Regions from separate parts of the Homo sapiens genome. Here region 2 is linked to region 1. Evidence: read pairs that join two places in POLR2A ChIA-PET (ENCODE). Cell type or tissue: B cell. All regions are shown on one strand. Each heading gives the region's core, and the rest is flanking DNA. Links, peaks and the distances in the headings are about the cores only.

The links. ChIA-PET counts read pairs that join two places held together with the same protein. Peaks named below come from ENCODE experiments on the same cell type or tissue, not always from the same donor. Only the 100,000 strongest peaks of a DNase experiment are listed, where the experiment ranks them.
Region 2: POLR2A ChIA-PET joins it to region 1 with 5 read pairs; 1 of 35 experiments calls an interaction of 5 or more read pairs at or near these places.

What each region holds. Positions count from the first base shown.
Region 1 is chr1:243,282,102-243,291,328 of GRCh38, reverse strand. It overlaps SDCCAG8 (SHH signaling and ciliogenesis regulator SDCCAG8), which reads right to left. Exons shown (of 18, transcript NM_006642.5): 5 at 4,932-5,057. Among named protein-coding and RNA genes, the nearest start is that of SDCCAG8, 31 kb to the right of the region's middle. RefSeq lists an enhancer at 5,772-6,508. In B cell, for the core only: no CTCF peak of the experiment used is centred there; a DNase peak (open chromatin) is centred at 3,438; H3K27ac peaks cover 3,785 bases.
Region 2 is chr1:244,250,346-244,259,572 of GRCh38, reverse strand. It overlaps LOC105373262 (a long non-coding RNA gene), which reads left to right. Exons shown (of 3, transcript XR_949343.3): 2 at 5,860-5,922. Among named protein-coding and RNA genes, the nearest start is that of SPMIP3, 98 kb to the left of the region's middle. In B cell, for the core only: no CTCF peak of the experiment used is centred there; a DNase peak (open chromatin) is centred at 4,902; H3K4me3 peaks cover 1,290 bases; H3K27ac peaks cover 2,040 bases.

The sequences.
Region 1 (9,227 bases), core at 1,342-6,341:
TGAATTTAGTGTACCCATTGTTAGTTGCAACCTCTGTCACCCTCTCAACATTCAATGTAGTAAGCAGCCCAATGATCTGGGGAATTTATGTGTACAAGAAGGATTAAAATACGTATATTAATTTAATTCAACAAATAATTATTGAGCACTTGCTAAGGGCCAAAGGATATGGTAGTAGTCACAAGACAGGACAGGTCCCCAGACACTGACCCATACTGCAGTGTCGCATCATGCTCGAACGTGGTAAACTACATTCACCTAAAGTAGTACTCTGACAGTCTATTTTATATTCTTCTGGAAGTTCAGTTTAGTGCAAACATTTGTGTAACACCTATGGTGTTCAGACACTGTGCTAAGAGCTTGGAGGACAAAAATGAGCAAGATCAATCTTAGCTCCAAGGAGTTTACAGTCTAATAAGGGAGACACACACCTAGGCAGGTAATTTCAATTTAATAATGTGAGTGCTAGGCCAAAGGTGTGCACAGGGGCCTCTGCCAAAACACAGGAGGGATACTAAGGGCACCCAGAAATCCAAGGAAGGTTTTCCAGAAAAAAATTGACACTGGTGTGGTATCTTGAAGGATAAGTAAGGGTAAGCTAGATGGAAAGGGCATTCGAAGAAGAGAGAACCTCATGATAAACATCACAGAGGTATGGAATAGCATGGTGCCTGCAGGGGGGTCTCAGAAAATTCAGCATTACTAGACGTCAAAACATAAGGTGATGAATGTCAGAAGATGAAGCTAAAGAATCAAGTAAGGGACTTGAGAGTATACCACACCATGGAATGAGTCTGCACTTGATTCTCTCGGTAGAGTCAAATCCCCTAAGATATGATTGCATTTAAAGTTGTTTTTGAGATCAATGAAGGAGGGTGGTACTAATTTTCTATGGAGAAATTGGAGGGAGCATGTAGACCACAGATCACTAACTTATGATATAAAATATTATCATTCTTTGGAAAGAATTGCTAGTCTAACGGACATTTTGTTCTTTCACAGATAGTTTTAAAAAACTTGAATGCTACTTAACCAAGATGTTTTTAAAAACCTAAGTATGTTAAATCCTTGAAGATCATTCAAAACCTTTGATTTCTTAATTGGGTGGCAGGGGATCGGGGGGCGGGAGCGGTGGTAAGACAGGGGATGAAAACAAACGTGAAAAATATTGGCCGAGAAATTTTCTCCTTAAGAAAAAACTCCTGGATCTTTAAAGAAGGACACATGACAAAATGTTGAATAAATAACATGTTTTCGTATTATTTTGATTTTGTGAACTCTAGAGAAAAGCTTTCCATGAGGAAATATTTTATGAGAAGGCAAAGTGATGAAAAATCAGGACAGGAATGAAATATACTTTGAATGGCTTGCTTCTTTAACTTCTAGGTCATAAACTAGACCAAAAGTTGAAAGTCTTACAGGCTACCATCAAAGTCCAGGGCTACAAGCAGGAGACAATAAAAAGGAGATTCTTCTCTTTTCTGCCAGGGAAAACTTCTATCCTCTGCAAACAAAGATGGTTTGGTTCAATGTCGACAAGCTCTTCCTAACTTATGCAGAAAGGCGGTATAATTTAAGGTTCTACGGGGTGTATTTAGAGAATTAGATAGTCCTGGGTTTGAATCCTTGCTTTGCCATTATCTAGCTCTGTGACATTAGGCCAATTACTTAGGTTACTTAACAGCTGTGTACCTTAATTTACTCCTCTGAAAACAGAGATAATAACACCTGCCTTGTGTGGGTACTGCAAATCTGAAGTAATATAACGTAAATAGTTTGACACAGTGCCTCGCACATTATAACCATGTAGTCATCAATAAATGTTAGTTATTACTATATGAGATGGTTAATACTGAGTGTCAACTTAACTGGATTGAAGGATGCAAAGGATTGATCCTGGGTGTGTCTGTGAGGATGTTGCTAAAAGAGATTAACATTTGAGTCAGTGGGCTGGGGAAGGCAGACCCACCCTTAATCTGGGTGGGCACCATCTAATCAGCTGCCAGCGAATATAAAGCAGGCAGAAAAACATGAAAAGGTTAGACTGGCTTAGCCTCCCAGCCTACATCTTTCTCCTGTGCTAGATGCTTCCTGTTCTTGTACCTCAGACAGCGGGTTCTTCAGCTTTGGGACTCAGACTGGCTTCCTTGCTCCTCAGCTTGCAGATGGCCTGTTGTGGGACCTTGTGATTGTGTCAGTTAATAAGTTAATACTACTTAATAAACCCCCTTCATATATATATATTATATCATATTAGTTCTGTCCTTTGAGAGAACCTAATACACCATATAAATGTTTCAATTATCTTTTTTTTTTTTTTTTGAGATGGAGTCTTGCTCTGTCGCCCAGGCCAGAGTGCAGTGGCGCAGTCTCAGCTCACTGCAAGCTCTGCCTCCTGGGTTCACACCATTCTCCTGCCTCAGCCTCCCAAGTAGCTGGGACTACAGGTGCCCACCACCACGCCCGGCTAATTTTTTGTATTTTTAGTAGAGTTGGGTTTCACCATGTTAGCCAGGATGGTCTCTATTTCCTGACCTCGTGATCCACCCACCTTGGTCTCCCAAAGTGTTGGGATTACAGGCGTGAGCCACTGCGCCTGGCCACCTCAATTATCTTTCTTAAAAGGCATTATGAAACACTGAAAATCTATATTGAAATCAGCAAACTTCAATATAGCAAGGGAAGATTTAGCACCAACATTTTAATTGACTCATTACAAAAACCCCTTCCCCCCAAAAGAAGATATTTCTTGATTTTTTATATTTAAGATATCCTAAACATTTTTATTCATGTTACAACTTGTAACACAGCACCATGCATGTATTATTGAAATGTCTGGTTTTTTGTTTGTCTTGTTTTTATTGAGGCAAGGTCTCACTCTGTTGCCCAGGCTGGAGTGCAGTGGCGTGATCAGGGCTTACTGCAGCCTTGACCTCCTGGGATCCTCTGACCTCAGTCTCCAAAGTAGTTGGGACCACAGGTGTACATCAGCATGCTCGGCTAATTTTTTTTTTATTTTTAGAGAGATGGGGTCTCACTATGTTGCCCAGGCTTGTCTGGAACTCTTGGGCTCAAGTGATCCATCCGTTCGTGTGATCATCCTTCCAAACTGCTGAAATTACATGCGTAAGACACTGTATCTGGCCTTGAAATATTTCAATTCACTTACACAGGTAAAACGTGGGGGTAACAATTCAACAACAACAAATAACAGAAGATTAACATTAAAATAGATATCAAGGTCATCTGGCATATCTGCAGTAATCATTTCAATACCTGCATTATATTTAGCTCACATGAATGTTTAAAAAACAACAAAACCTCTCTAAAACCTTATCCTTTCTATGATTCTGACTGTAGTTTTGTTTAGCACATTTTCTTTGCTCATGCTGCAAGGCATGTGTGCTCTGACCATCATTTCCTTCCCCTTTTGCATTACTCATTTCTCTTGCCCTCTGATTCACTTGTCTGCCTAATTTCCTTTCTCACTTCACTTCCCCTTCTTCCACTTCTTTGGCATTACATAAATACTGAGGACTATGAATAATTGAATCACTGCTTGCTAAGTGACCACGTGTTTGGAAGAAAAGCAAATGAATATTTTTAAAATAAGCTACTTCTAAGTATTTTCTATATGGTGATATCTTCCTCAAATTGACATTAAAATCATAAGCAACTAAGATGGAGTTTTTACCACTAATAATTATACAAATCTTCAGGAAAAAGTTATACAGTGAGGAGAAAAGAACTGATCACAAACTTAAATGCAATTGCAGAAAATTAAACTGAAATACTAATTAGCCCACTTCATTTATCAGAGTTAATACACTCCTATACTTCTCAATAGCAAACCCTAACATATACAACTCCAGGATTATAAACCAACTATCAATTCAAGTTAAAAAAAAAAAAAACTTCAAAAACGAAAATTAGAGGATATCCCAATGAAACATCAAGACTTTCATGTTTTCTTAACAGCTGATTTACTAATGACGACAAAGTCAAAACCACCAAAGTAAACTGCAAAGTGAAGCTGGAATAGGCAAGTATGAAAACTTCCACATGGAAAGTTGAATTTGTCCCAAAAAGCAGAACAAGCTGTGACTATATCTTATAGCAAAACAGTTACAAAAAGTTTAAGACAAAAGTACTCTGATAAGTCATAAGATTTAAGCACTATTTAAATGTCACCACAATAATTCTCTGTCACAGAATTATAGAGATAATCTGACCCAACGTTCTTCAAACTCTGGGCCACTGACATTAGAATCACTTAGGCAACTTGATGAAAGTTTAGATTCCTAGAAGCCAACCAGACCAAGTGAATCAGACTCACAGGGGATGGAGTCCAGGAATTTGCACTGAAAACTCCTGGTATAGGTTAATCTTCTCAAATTACCAATAAAGAAATAAAGGACATACGTGATTAAGCTATGTAAAACCTTCTAAAATTACTTGCTAAACACCAGCCTTCTTAGGGAAATGGGAAGACTAACATTTTGATTCTTGGATCCTAAGGCCAACATTTTTTCTGCTACATCATGCAGCTAATTAGACTTATTAGATTTCAGACCTCAAGGAAAATTTAGAGAAATCCAACAGAAATCTAAGTTAAAGTTCTGAACGGTTTCTAGACTTAGCAAAGTCCTTCCTGTATAACACACTTCCTGCTTTCAGACCGGCTCTTTCCATATGGTAAGGCAGAAACGGTATGCTCAGAGAGGAAACTGTAGCAAAATATCACAAGATCGTTTCATCTGAGGATTCATTCCACCACAGTGAAGTTTGATATTTGAGGTCTCAAACAAATACCAACATAGTACTTTGGCCACACTTCAGGGAGAAAATCTAAGCAGCGAAGAAGGCGAGGAGAGAGGGCAGAAGGGAATATTCACACTAAAATAAAATTTATGATTTAAAATAATGCTCACGGATGCATCCAGAAGTGTTTGTTCCCTCAGTGTCTCCTCTTGTCTTTGAGATTTTAGCTGTTGCTGGAGCCCTTCGTTTTCAAGCACAACTACTTGTATTTTATTTTTCATTCCAGAGAGTTCCTCCTATAATAAACAAAACCAAACACATTAAGCATTATTAAGCAGTGTTTTTATTTGTTGATTATTAGAGGGCACAGCATGATATAAAGTACGGAAGACTTATGTTCTCCTTTTCCTGAAATATAATTATATGTTTAGACAAACAAGGCAGCCTAACATTAGCTAGATAACAAAGAGAAGGCTGGGGTATATAGTAATGGGCCTGCTGGTGGCATATCACAGAAGTGTGTCGTTTCTGACAATTTCCTTTTCTCCAAGGAATCGAGGCTCAAAGAAAAGCCTTAATTAAAAGGGTTATCCAAGAGATTTTAAAGAATGGAGTAGATTCTGAAAAATAAGATATATTATTACTCATGATCAAATACCATCAACTTGTTAAAAACTGATGGAAGATTAAATAGAGGGAGGCTCTGAGATAGAAAGGCATAGACGGGAGTGATGATTATCTATGAAATGGTAGCCAAATAAGAGAGAATTGTAGTAAAACATTTCATGGAGAATTGTGAAAGAGTATTTCCTTGGCCTCACAGGGTGTAATATAAAGAATTACAAATCAATAACAATTAAAATTACAGGATGTAACATAAGAAATTACAGGTCAACAATCATTAGAATAGCTATTGAGTGGCACCTCAGTCTCTGGAAAAACGTTTCAATAATATCAACATATCAATCATATAATACTTAACCTAATATTCACTACTAGTGCAATCAAAAGCTATTGTACAACATGTGAAAATTCCTCTCAATTATTATTTTTTAAAAACCCAAAGCTATAATAAAAAGCTGTAATTTAAAAAATATTGTGGACTTTGAATTTTCAGTCTGGAATGTAATGAGCTTGGAACACCTCACTCCCATCTTCCCAACAGGAAAAATGTTGAACAAACTGAAAATCAACAACTCTTCTTAGATCCATCAGAGAAATGAAGTCATAGGGAAAACTGCTGCCCCAAAACTGAAGAGATGGGTGGACGCTGAGACACAGAATTTACAGGAGGAAATCAGAAACCTCTGTAGGAGGTAGAAAATCTAAATCATAATTGATGACTTGCTGGAAGCTCAGTGTCAGCAAGTTTGAGAGTTAAAAATTCCAGACCGGGCGCGGTGGCTCACGCCTGTAATCCCAGCATTTTGAGGCTGAGGTGGGCAGATCATGAGGTCAGGGGTTCAAGACCAGCCTGGCCAATACGGTGAAACCCCATCTCTACTAAAAATACAAAAATTAGCCAGGTGTGATGGCACACGCCTGTAGTCCCAGCTACTCAGGAGGCTGAGGTAGGAGAATGGCTTGAACCTGGGAGGCCAAGGTTTCAGTGAGCCAAGATCACGCCACTGCACTCCAGCCTGGGTGACAGAGCGAGACTCCGTCTCAAAAAAAAAAAAATTCCAGGAAGACCCAGTCATAGAAGGACTGCCCCACTTCCCCAATTTTATCTCCAGGACACTACCAGGTTTTCACAGTAAAAACTAGAAAAAAATCCCCTTATGCAACCTAAAGGAAGAAGAAAAGCAGCCAGTTTGAAATATGCTTGGCATGTTGCATTCCTTGTAACAGGCCTGCCTCAAGGGAAACGACTTTACCAGAGCCTAACTGACTGGAGGGCTGCTGCCACCTAACCGGCCTAAAAAAAGAGAAATCCAGCTCCAGCCCCCTCTTGCATTCCGTGTGGGAGAGGGGGCCTCCGGCTTCCTCTAGCTATCTCGTCTAACTTAAAGGGCAGGGGAGACTGAGAAGCACTTGTGAACGTCACAGCCCAAGGCAAAGGCTTTACTAAAAGACTTAGATCTAGTCATAGGACTATTGAACGCTTCCCTCTACTCCCACATCTAACGACCACATCACTATGGCTCCCGTATACTGACAGAGAAATTCAACAGAAAGAACTGCATATCTCAGACTATATTTAGGAAGAACTCACTAGGGTAATCCATAGACAACAGAAGAGACAAGACCAGGACACTGAAGGAAATTTTAGCCTCTGACATGTACGGTGACAGCAAACACAGCCTAGCTTCCAGCCAGATAAACATAAAAGCTCATGCTAAAGGCCTACTTACCTCAGTTCCTTTTACCAAATATGTCATGTCCAGCATTCATCAAACAATTACAAGACATGCTAAAAGACTGAAACACAGTTTGAAAAGATTTAACAAGCATCAGAAACAGTCTGAGATAAGGCAAAGATGTTAAAATTATCAGACCAGGAATTTAAAATAATTATGATTAAGGCCAGGCACGGTGGCTCACACCTGTAATCCCAGCACTTTGGGAGGCCAAGGTGGGAGGATCACCTGAGGTCAGGAGTTCGAGACCAGCCTGACCAACATAGTGAAACCCCATCTCTACTAAAAATGCAAAAAAAACTAGCCGGGGGTGGTGGTGCATGCCTGTTATCCCAGCCACTCGGGAGGCTGAGGCAGGAGAATCACTTGAACCCAGGAGGCAGAGGTTGCAGTGAGCCAAGATCACGCCACTGCACTTGAGCCTGGGCAACAGAGTGAGACTCCGTCTCAAAATAAATAAATAAATAAAATAATTATGATTACTATGTTAAGGTCTCTAATAGAAAAAATAGACTATATGCAAGAACAGCGGGGTAATATAAGCAGAGAGATGAAAACTCTATGAAAAGAAAATGCTCAAAATAAAAAACTATTAACAGACATGAAGAGTGCCTTTGAAAGGCTCATCAGTAGACTGGATATAGCTGAGGAATGCATTAGTAAACTTTAAGAATTGTCAATAAGAATTTCCAAAAAAGAAGTGCAATAAGGAAAAAAACTGAAGACAGAAAAATTATACAAGAACTGCAGTACAATTACAAATTGTGTAATAAATATATATATATACATGTATATATATATATATAAATAAACAGGGACACAAAAAAGGAAAGAAAGGAAAAGAAGAAACATTTCAGTCAATAATGACTGAAAAATTTCCTGAATTAATGACAGGCACCAAACCACAGATCTAGGAAGCTCACCGAACACCAAGCAGGATAAATACCCCCCAAAAATACACTGAGGAATATCATATTGATACTGCAGAAAATCAAAGACAAAGAGAAAAATCTTAAAATAAGCCAAAGTAAACAAACAAACAAAGAAAACCCAAAAATCAGGCCGGGTGCGGTGGCTCATGCCTGTAATCCCAGCACTTTGGAAGGCCGAGGCAGGCGGATCATGTGAGGGTCAGGAGTTCAAAACCAGCCTGGCTAACATGGTGAAACCCTGTCTCTACTAAAAATACAAAAATTAGCCAGGTGTGGTGGCAGGCACCTGTAATCCCAGCTACTCGGGAGGCTGAGGCATGAGAATTGCTTGAACCCAGGAGGCAGAGGTTGCAGTGAGCCAAGACCTCGCCACTGCACTCCAGCCTGTGCTATAGAGCGAGACTCAGTCTCAAATAAATAATAATAATTAAAAAACAAAAATCAAACAAACAAAAAAACAAAAACCTTACCTACAAAGAAGCAAGGATAAGAATTACCTGGGAGTACTTTGCAGAAGCCGTGCAAACAGGAAGAGAATAAAATGAATCTAATTTTTAAAGTGTTAAAAGAAAAAACCCACCAACCTAGAATTCTGGATTCAGCAAGATTAACCTTCAAAAGAGAAAGAAAAATATTTTCTTAGACAAACAAGAATTGATGGAATTTATTGCTAGCATATATGCCTTGCAAGAAATGTTTAAAAAAGTTCTTCAGAAAGGAGAAAAGGTGATAAAGTCAGAAACTGCCATCTACATAAAGAAAAAAAGAGTATTAAAGAAGGAATAAGTGGATATAAGATAAAATATTTTCTTATTAATTTGACAGATGACACTTTGTGTTCAACATCATAATTGCAATAGTGTTTGTAGTAATTTTAGTTTATGAATAACTGAAGTTAATGGCAGAAATGTTATAAAGGATGAGAGAGGGCTTGGGAATTCTGTTATAAGCAATTTATACTATTCAAGAAGTGGCATAGGTTTACTTGAAAGTAAACTTAAGTTAGTTATAAATATTTACTGCAAATAACAACAGCATCAATCAACGGCTACCAGCAAAGAAAAAAAAAAAGAAGTACAATTGATCAATTGATATGTGAATTGGAAAAAAATGCAATCATACAAAAATTAGCTGGTTGTGGTGGCTCACCTGTAGTCCTAGCTACTAGGAAGGC
Region 2 (9,227 bases), core at 2,718-7,717, 970 kb before region 1:
TGATGTTTGAGAGCAAGAGAAAACGGATGACCCAGCTCAAAGAGTGTGAGCCAATCCATCACCTTCGTCTGCCTTTTTGTTCTATTTGGGCCTTCACTGGATGGGATGGTGCCCACCCCATGGGTAAGGGAGATCTTCTCACTCAGTCTACTGACTCCTGTGCTAATCTCTTCCAGAAATACCCTCACAGACAGACCTTGAAATGATGGGTTACCGGCTACCTGGGCATCCCTTAGCCCAGTCAAGTTGACACATGAAATTAGCCAACATACCTACCCTAGCAACATTAGGGCTATCATATCCACAGACACGACATTTGATTTAGGTTCTTTGTCACAAACGCTTCCTTTCCACAGCGTACAAAGCTGAAGCCCCAGATGCTATTGTGTCAGCAGCTTACTTTTTCGATTTCTTTCATCACCCATCCGAGTCCCTGCCTGCAATGAAAATTATTCCACTTCCCCTGTCATATGGAGCACTAGTAATTCCCCTGCTCTGCAGGATGCAAATTTTAGGCTGTCCCTTCCTATAGGATGCTAGTTTCACCACTTTTTGTTTTGATAACAGAGGTAATTATGTTGAGCCCAGTTATTTTGCTTTTGATTTGTTTCTTACCTATCAGTGCTATGTCTTTGCAGTCAAGGCGTGTGAGACAGAGCGTGACGTCCCTGCACTGGCTTCCCCAGGATCCTGTCTTCTTTTTGAGGCTCTCCACACTCTTCCTCCTCCAGTGAATTGTGCACTGTTATGTTTCAGGTAGTTCTGAGGACAGCCTTGATGCCGGCGCTGGGCAAAAATAAAGGGCTCCCACTTCCACTCTCAGCTCCCAGAGGGATGTCCTTGGCCGTATCGCCAGGACATCTGCCCAGGAAAGGAACAGGGGAGTATAAGAAGATATCAGCTGCAAAGACCATCCTTCATTGTAAGAACGATGCTGGAGGAGAGGACGTGGAGGGATAGGGGGCTTGTTCTCTCCCCTGTTCCACTCCACCAAACTTCCCAGAGAAAAACAATTTTTTTTTTCTTTTTTGAGACAAGGTCTTGCTCTGACACAGAGGCTGGAGTGCAGTGGTGCAATCACGGGCTCACTGCACCCCTGAACTCCTGGGCTCAAATGATCCTCCTGCCCCAGCCTCCTGAGTAGCTGGAACTACAGGCATGTGCCACCATGCCCTGCTAATTTATTTTTATTTTTGTAGAGATGGAATCTCCCTATATTGCCCAGGCTAGTGTTGAACTCCTGGGCTAAAGTGACCCTCTTGCCTCAGCCTCCCAAAATGCTGGGATTACAGATGTGAGCCACTGACCCTGGCAGAAAAAGATGTTTTAATTGCCAGAAACATATGTGGAAATACTGAAAGAACAAGAAATTAGCTGCCTAAATTTTGTTACCTTTTTTTTTTTTTTTTTTGAGATGGAGTCTCGCTCTGTCGCCCAGGCTGGAGTGCAGTGGCACAATCTCGGCTCACTGCAAGCTCCGCCTCCTGGGTTCACGCCATTCTCCCGCTTCAGCCTCCCAAGTAGCTGGGACTGTGGGTGCCCGCCACCACTCCCGGCTAATTTTGTTTTTGTATTTTTAGTAGAGACAGGGTTTCACCATGTTAGCCAGGATGGTCTCAATCTTCTGACCTCGTGATCCGGCCGCCTCAGCCTTCCAAAGTGCTAGGAATACAGGTGTAAGCCACCACACTTGGCCAGTAACGATAATAATTCTTTTTTTTTTTGACACGGGATCTCACTCTGTTGCCCAGGTTGGAATGCAGTTGTGCGATCTTGGCTCACTGCAACCTCTGCCTCCTAGGTTCAAGTGATTCTCCTGCCTCAGCCTCCTAAGTAGCTGGGAGTACAGGCATGCACCACCACACCTGGCTAAGTTTTGTACTTTTAGTAGAAACAGAGTTTTGCCAGGTTGCCAAGGCTGGCCTTGAACTCCTTGGCTCAGGGGTTCTGCCCACCTCAGCCTCCCAAAGTGCTGGGATTACAGGCGTGAGCCACTGCAACTGGCCACCTTTTTATAATTCTTATGACACTGTAAATAATCTCAAAAGTTCCCAATTAGATAGAAAATAAAAGTAAAGAAAAATGGGCCAGGTACAGTGACTCACATCTGTAATACCAGCGCTTTGGGAGGGCGAGGCAGGAGGTTTGCTTGAGGCCAGGAGTTCAAGACAAGTCTGGGCAACATAGTGAGACCCCATCTCTACAAAAAATTTAAAAATTAGCTGGACATGGTGATGCACACCTGTAATTCTAGCTACCTGGGACTGAAGCAGGAGGATTGCTTGAGTCTAGGAGTTTGAGGTTGCAGTGAGCTATGACTGTGCCACTGTACTCTAGGCTGGGTGACAGAATGAGACCTTATCTCAAAAAAAAAATTATAAGAGAAAAATGAAGAACATTTTTTATGTAATTGACTATAGTACAGAATAGAATTGGAATTTAAAGTTGCTATTGTAGTTATTTTATTTTATTATTTTGGAGACTGGGTCTTACTATGTTTCCCAAGCTGGTCAGAAACTCCTGGTCTTAAGTAATCCTCCCACCTCAGCCTCCCAAAGCCCTGGGATTACACCAGGTGAACCCTCCTGCCCGGCTCTGTAATTTTATATTACTTATTCTTAATATATTTTCTTTAAAAAATATTTGAAAATAATTGTTATTTAAATTACCTAACCTTGTATATTAATTAGTTCCTGATATTTCTTAAATAAAGGATTCCTGTGCTGTGCACTGATGTGTAACTCAATCTGCACACCGTGTAAAACTCTTGGATTGGAACAAATCTAAGAGATGAAATTTTTTCCAGGATAAAGCTGAACCTAACCGCTCACCCAGTGTGAATATTCTCTTTACAGCCTGTTAAACAACACAGCTATAGAGGCACATGTGGTTTTGTGTGTATGTGTGTGTGGCTACGAAGGGTTAAAATCTCAGGTTCTCCTAATTCTGTGAGCATGTGGTGGCCAGCCCAGAGCCAGATTGAGCCATGTTAATTTCCCAGAAGATTTCAAGGAATTATTTTTTGAAAAGGGAAGTTTGGACTAATAAAAACCAGGATAACCTCCGGCAGTCACATGGAAAAGAACAGAGACAAATTACTCCCGGTTTGTTCGACATTGTGGCCGGGGGCTTTCTCTAGCCAGACCAGACTGCTTTGTTTTTCCTTCATTCCAAATAGAGGAGTGATTTCAGTCATGTGCTGGGAAAGGTAAGAGCAGCAAAGTGATGCTGAGTGCTCCTCTGTGCTCTCTTTCTTGGGTTCGGCTCTTCCAGAGGCGCGGTAGGCGCTGCGAGGGCTCCGGCGTCATCAGGCCCCAGGTTTGGATTCCTGTTTGGCCACTTTGGGGAAATTTATGTTTCCCCTCTGAGCTTCAATTTCTATAACTATTAAGGAAGATAATTAACCTCATAGCCATCATGTTGAAGATTTGGATGTGATAAGGTCTGTAACGTGCCTGGCACATAGTAAAGACAAAAAAAATGCATAGAAATGCCTGGCTTACCCTCGGATCAGCTCCTCTCTTCAGGGTCTCATAGCTGTGGAAACCTCACCTCTTTTGTAAATAGCTCCCTGCAGGAGCTATTTGTAACCAGATGATTGACAGAGGGTTTGTGTACACATTAAGGCATTTTAAAATAAAATATCGGTTATCTATTGGCTATTGGCTATGTAACAAATTTCCCCCAAAATTAGGAACTTAAAATAATCTTCTTTTTTTTTTTTTTTTTTTTTTTTTTTTAAGAAACAGGATCTCAGTCTGTTGCCGAGGCTGGAGTGCAGTGTTGTGATTGTGGCTCACTGGCTCGTGGTAGCCTCAACCTCCTGGACCCAAGCAATTCTCCTACCTCAGCCTCCTGAGTAGCTAGAACTACAAGCATGCACCACCATGCCCAGCTAATTTTTTTTTTTTTTGGCTTTTTTACAGAGACAGGGATCTCACTATGTTGCCCAGGCTGGTCTCAAACTCCTGAGTCCAAGCGATCCTCCTGCCTTGGCCTCCTAAAGTGCTGAAATTATGGGTGTGAGTCACTGCACCCAGAGAAAACAGAAACAACCATTTTATTATGCTGACAGATTCTGTAGGTCAGGAAAGCACAGCTCCATGATGTCTATGGCCTCGACTGGGAGAACTGAAAAGTGACAGGGGGCGGAGGGCGGGTGGCGGTGACCAGCCCACTGGGGGAAGAAATCATTTAGAGATACGTTCATGCACATTCCCAGCTGTCAGTTAGGACCTCACACTAGGAACACCCACACATGGCACCTCCATGTGGCTTGGGCTTCCATACAGTATGGCGGTTTCGTACTTACATGGCAACTGATGGCCTGAAGGCAAGTTTCCCAAGAAAACCAGGCAAAAACAGTACCACTTTTTAGGTCCTAGTCTTGGAAGAAGTCACATAGCATCACTTCTGCTGGGTCTCAAGCCCTTCCAAGTTCAAGGGGAGGGAACGTGGACTTCACCTCTTGATGGCAAGAATGTCAGTCATATTGTGAGAACATGTAAAATGGGATATGTGGCATCTTTGGAAAATACAATCTGCCCCAGGGTTGAGTGAGTCAATAGTAAGTCCTCAAAACATTTCACTGGACCTGGTGAAGTATGAAAAATATATTTGAGGAGAATAGCTACAAGGCCATTGCCACTGTGGTTCGGGTGGGAAATAATGAAGGCCTGAAAAAAGCAGCAACAGAGAGAATGGAGAGAAGGAGGTGGCTGTCAGAGTTGGCCCTGGGATAGAATCACTCTCCTGCATGCAGCGCAGAGGAATATGAAAAGGAGAAAGAAGAGTCCCAAGGCTCTGACATTTTGAACCTGAGTGCCCAGCAGGGTGGGGCTGCTGTTATCTGAAATAGGGAAGTCACAGAGAGAAGCAGGAAACCTCCTCTTCCCTCTTTGCTCACCACATGCCTGTCCCTTCCCCAGCGACTTGGGCGTATGCGGCCTCAATCTATTTTGCATGCATGTCCTTTGCTTTTCACAGATCTGGACATGAGCTCAGATCCTGGGGCCTCAGTAAATCCCTCCAGGGCTGGGACGACGACCTTTCAGAGATGACATCAAGGGCTGTGCCTGGAAATGAGGCCATTTATGGAGCTGATTTTGAGTCCAAATCTGCTGTTTACTTTCAGCTTTACCTGTATAACTAAACGTCCAGGAAAAAGCAGTTGGACATGTGGAGCTTCTGCGAACTTTTTCAGTATCATCAGGAAAAGGCATGAGCAAACATCGCCTGATGAAGGAGCTCAAGTTCGCTTTTTGTGGCACTTGGAGGTCAGGCCCTTAGGACTCCATACTTAATCATGTTCTTTTTTGTTTGTTTTGAGATGGAGTCTTGCTCTGTCCCCCAGGCTGGAGTGCAGTGGCATGATCTTGGCTTACTGCAAGCTCTGCCTCCCGGGCTCACGCCATTCTCCTGCCTCAGCCTCCTGAGTAGCTGTGACTACAGGTGCCCGCCAACACGCCTGGCTAATTTTTTTGTATTTTTAGTAGAGACAGGGTTTTACCATGTCGCCCAGGCTGGTCTCCAACTCCTGACTTTAAGTGATCCGCCCACCTCGGCCTCCCAAAGTGCTGGGATTACAGGCGTGAGCCACTGCACCCGGCCAGGAATTACTTTTAGAATCATCATGTGAACCATTATCACTCTATACCTTGTTTTTTGACCCCAACTTGCCTTACCCACTATATAACTCAGGGCTCTTTTATTTACAAGTGACAAGAATTAAATTAAGTGAAAAAGCAAATTTATGGGCTCGTATAACTGGAAGGCTGGAGCATCTGGCCTCAGGTGTGACTGGATGCAGGAGCTCAAATGATGTCCTTGCATCTCCACCCTTTTCACTTCTCTCTGTAGGTTCAACTCATTCTTGATCACTGACAATGGACTTCCTGCATGCGCTACAAGCAACCCTCCCAGGTTAGTAACCCCAGGGAAAAGAGAGCCTGCTCCCACTTACCCCTTCTTCCCCACTCCCACCACCATTCATACCTCATTTCTGGGCAGGACTCTGATTGGTGCAAACTGAGCTATGTGCCCATTATTGGGCTTAAAAAAATAGGGAAAAAGCACATGTTCTGGGCAGGCAAAAATAGTAGTGGCCAGTGGCTACCTCACCTGCTTGGCCATCATCCTTGACGCTGCATAGACTCGAACTATTTCCCAAACCTACCCTGGTGCTTTGTTAGAAACACTGATTCTCAAGCCCCCATCCCAGGCCTACCAAGCCAGACCCCACAGTTTAACAAGATCCCCAGGTGATTCTTCTGTACCTTGAAGTTTGGGACAAGCTGAGTAAAAGGAGAAAGGGAGCAGGGCACAGTGGCTCACGCCTGTAATCCCAGCACTTTGGGAGGCCGAGGCAGGTGGATCACCTGAGGTCAGGAGCTCGAGACCAGCCTGACCAACATCGTGAAACCCCATCTTTACTAAAAAATACAAAAATTAGCTGGGTGTGGTGGCAGGTGCCTGTAATCCCAGCTACTCAGGAGGCTGAGGCAGGAGAATCGCTTGAATCCGGGAAGTGGAGATTGCAGTGAGCCAAGATTGTGCCATTGCACTCCAGCCTGGGTGGACAGAGCAAGATTCCGTCTCAAGAAAAAAAACAAACAAAAAAAGGAGATGGGCAATGGCTGTGAAGGAGCTTTCCAGAGACGAGCCTGAGCAGGTTCTGAGCATGGCAGCATGATGGTGGCAGGCAGCCAGCCTCCCCAGGTTAGCCCACAAGGAAGCAGCAGGCCTGGGTACTGCATGGATACCCCAGGCAGGGACTCAGAGACCAGAACTGGGGTACAAAGTCACAGCTAGCGTAAGCCATGACTCTGGTTCTGCTCAAACGTTGAACAGGCAACACCTTGAGTTCCCTGAGTGCAGCAGGCAGGGTGCCGTAACCTGGGTAGGCTAAGCCTGTGGAGGGTGTCTTCAGCAGCTTCTGCAGAGAAGAAAAGAAAGCTTTGAGGCCAGGAGAGTCCATTCCCAGAGTTTTACTGCGGGCAAAAGGTGAAATGACTTTTCTATTTTTTATTTTTTAATAAACTTTATAGTCGGTTGTTAAAGTGTTTCTGAAATTTGGATCCTGTCTAGTTGCAAATAGAGCCACTTCATGCATAAGAGTTTATGCAAAACACAATCATGCCTAGACAGACCACGCCCATTTCCAAGTGAGTTATTCATAGGAGTTAGATGTGGAAATTAGAGAAATTCTTAGTTGACTCCATCAGTTCCCATATCTTTTATTTATTTATTTTAAAGAGAGTATTCCTGTAAGGAGGGCTGCAGAAATGAAAGGCAATGGAAGTTTAATTAGATAGAAAGGTTTCGAGGCCTGGTGGTCTGGGCCAAAGACTGAAATTGCTTCCTGCCGCTTGGCTCAAGGCTCTGAGTCCTTTGCAAACCCAACATGGGACCATGACACCGGCCATAATGCCAGGTGCTGGGGAGCAGCTTCCCCCGGGACTCCAGGCTGTCCTGTCCTTTCATGGGCCTCTCGCGTGGTGTTCCTCACATGCATGCTCCTTTCAGGACTGCACCACAGCCCCACAGTCCTGTGAGACTGGAAGATGCTTTTGCTGTCAATAGAATTCCAAGCCCTAGAGTGTGGGGGTTATGGAAACAGGTTCTAAAATCAGACACACTGAGTTCAAATCCTTTTTTTTTTGCCACTTATTAGATGCCTGATGTTGAGTGGCTACATAACTTTAGTCTCCTCAACTACAAAATAGGGTTAGTGATAGGTTGGTTATGAGGATTACACAAGAAAGTGTACAGGAAGTAAGGAGGTAGAGGTTGTGTCATTTTCCTAATCATATTCTGAGCTCTTGGCCCAGCACTTAACCAAATGTTAAAGCAGTTAGCTCTGCTCAGAACATGGCAAGCACTTAATCAATAGGAGCTATTATTATTATTATTTAGTGTCTATAATAAAGTTTTATTAGAACATAGCCATACCCATTTGTTCATACATTGCTACAACAGCAAAATTGAGTATTTACAAGAGATCATATGGCCTGCAAAGCCAAAATATTTATTACAGGTTGAGTACCCCTAATTTGAAAATCCAAAATCTGAAGTGCTCCAAAATTCAAAACTTTTTAAGTGCTGACATGGTGCTCAAAAGAAATGCTCATTGGAGCATTTTGAATTTTAGATTTTTAGATTAGGAATGGTGAACCAGTATAGATTGCAAATATTCCAAAAATCCCCAAAAATTCAAAATCCAAAACACTTCCGGTCCAAAACATTTCAGATAAAGGATACCCTTGTCTGGTCCTTTATGCAAAACATTTACCCCAGTTCTATCTGACAACTTGGAGTTTTCCTTTGTGTTTAAAGGTTAAAACAGGAAAACAGGATGTGAATAGTGAGGTATAATATTTTTGTTTCATAAGTGTAAATTTTAGTTCATACATGAACATTTTTTCTAATTTTGAATTGTATATCTAAACTTCAAAGTTATTCTTCTTGGCCAGGCGTGTGGCTCACGCCTGTAATCCCAGCACTTTGGGAGGCCGAGGCAGGTGGATCACCTGAGGTCAGGAGTTTGAGACCAGCCTGGCCAACATGGCGAAGCCCTGTCTCTACTAAAAATACAAAAACGAGCTGGGCGCGATGGCAGGCGCCTATAGTCCCAGCTACTTGGGAGGCTGAGGCAGGAGAATTGCTTGAATCAGGGAGGCAGAGGTTGCAGTGAGCCAAGATCCTGCCACTGCACTCCAGCCTGGCAAACAGAGCGAGACTCTGTCTCAAAACAAAACAAAAAAAACGACAAAAAAGAAAGTTATTCTTCTCTTTTGTTTGAAAACAACAACAGCAACTAATGATTAATACTGCTGTACATTGTATTCTTGTACTAGGGCTGCCATAACAAGACTGAGTGGCCTAAACAACAGTAATAGAAGCTATTTACTATTCCTGAACGGTTGTTTGATTTTGTATGGTGCCTTCCCTCAAGATGCTGCTTAGTAAGCGCACGCTCTCCATTCCCATGGCATGAATATCAATTAACATTACTTTAGTCTTGAGAATCTTATGACGTTTCTTTCTCGAGATAATTGGAGACATCCTTAGGTTTTGGAGAAATGTGGAGTCCAGAAAGAATTTACAATTACAATATACATTTATTGGTCTTGATCACATTAATAAGAAGGGACTGCCACTCCCCATTCATTTTTTCAGGTTCCCACGGCTCCTCTTGTAATATCTCTTTCTGTGCACAACCAAACAGG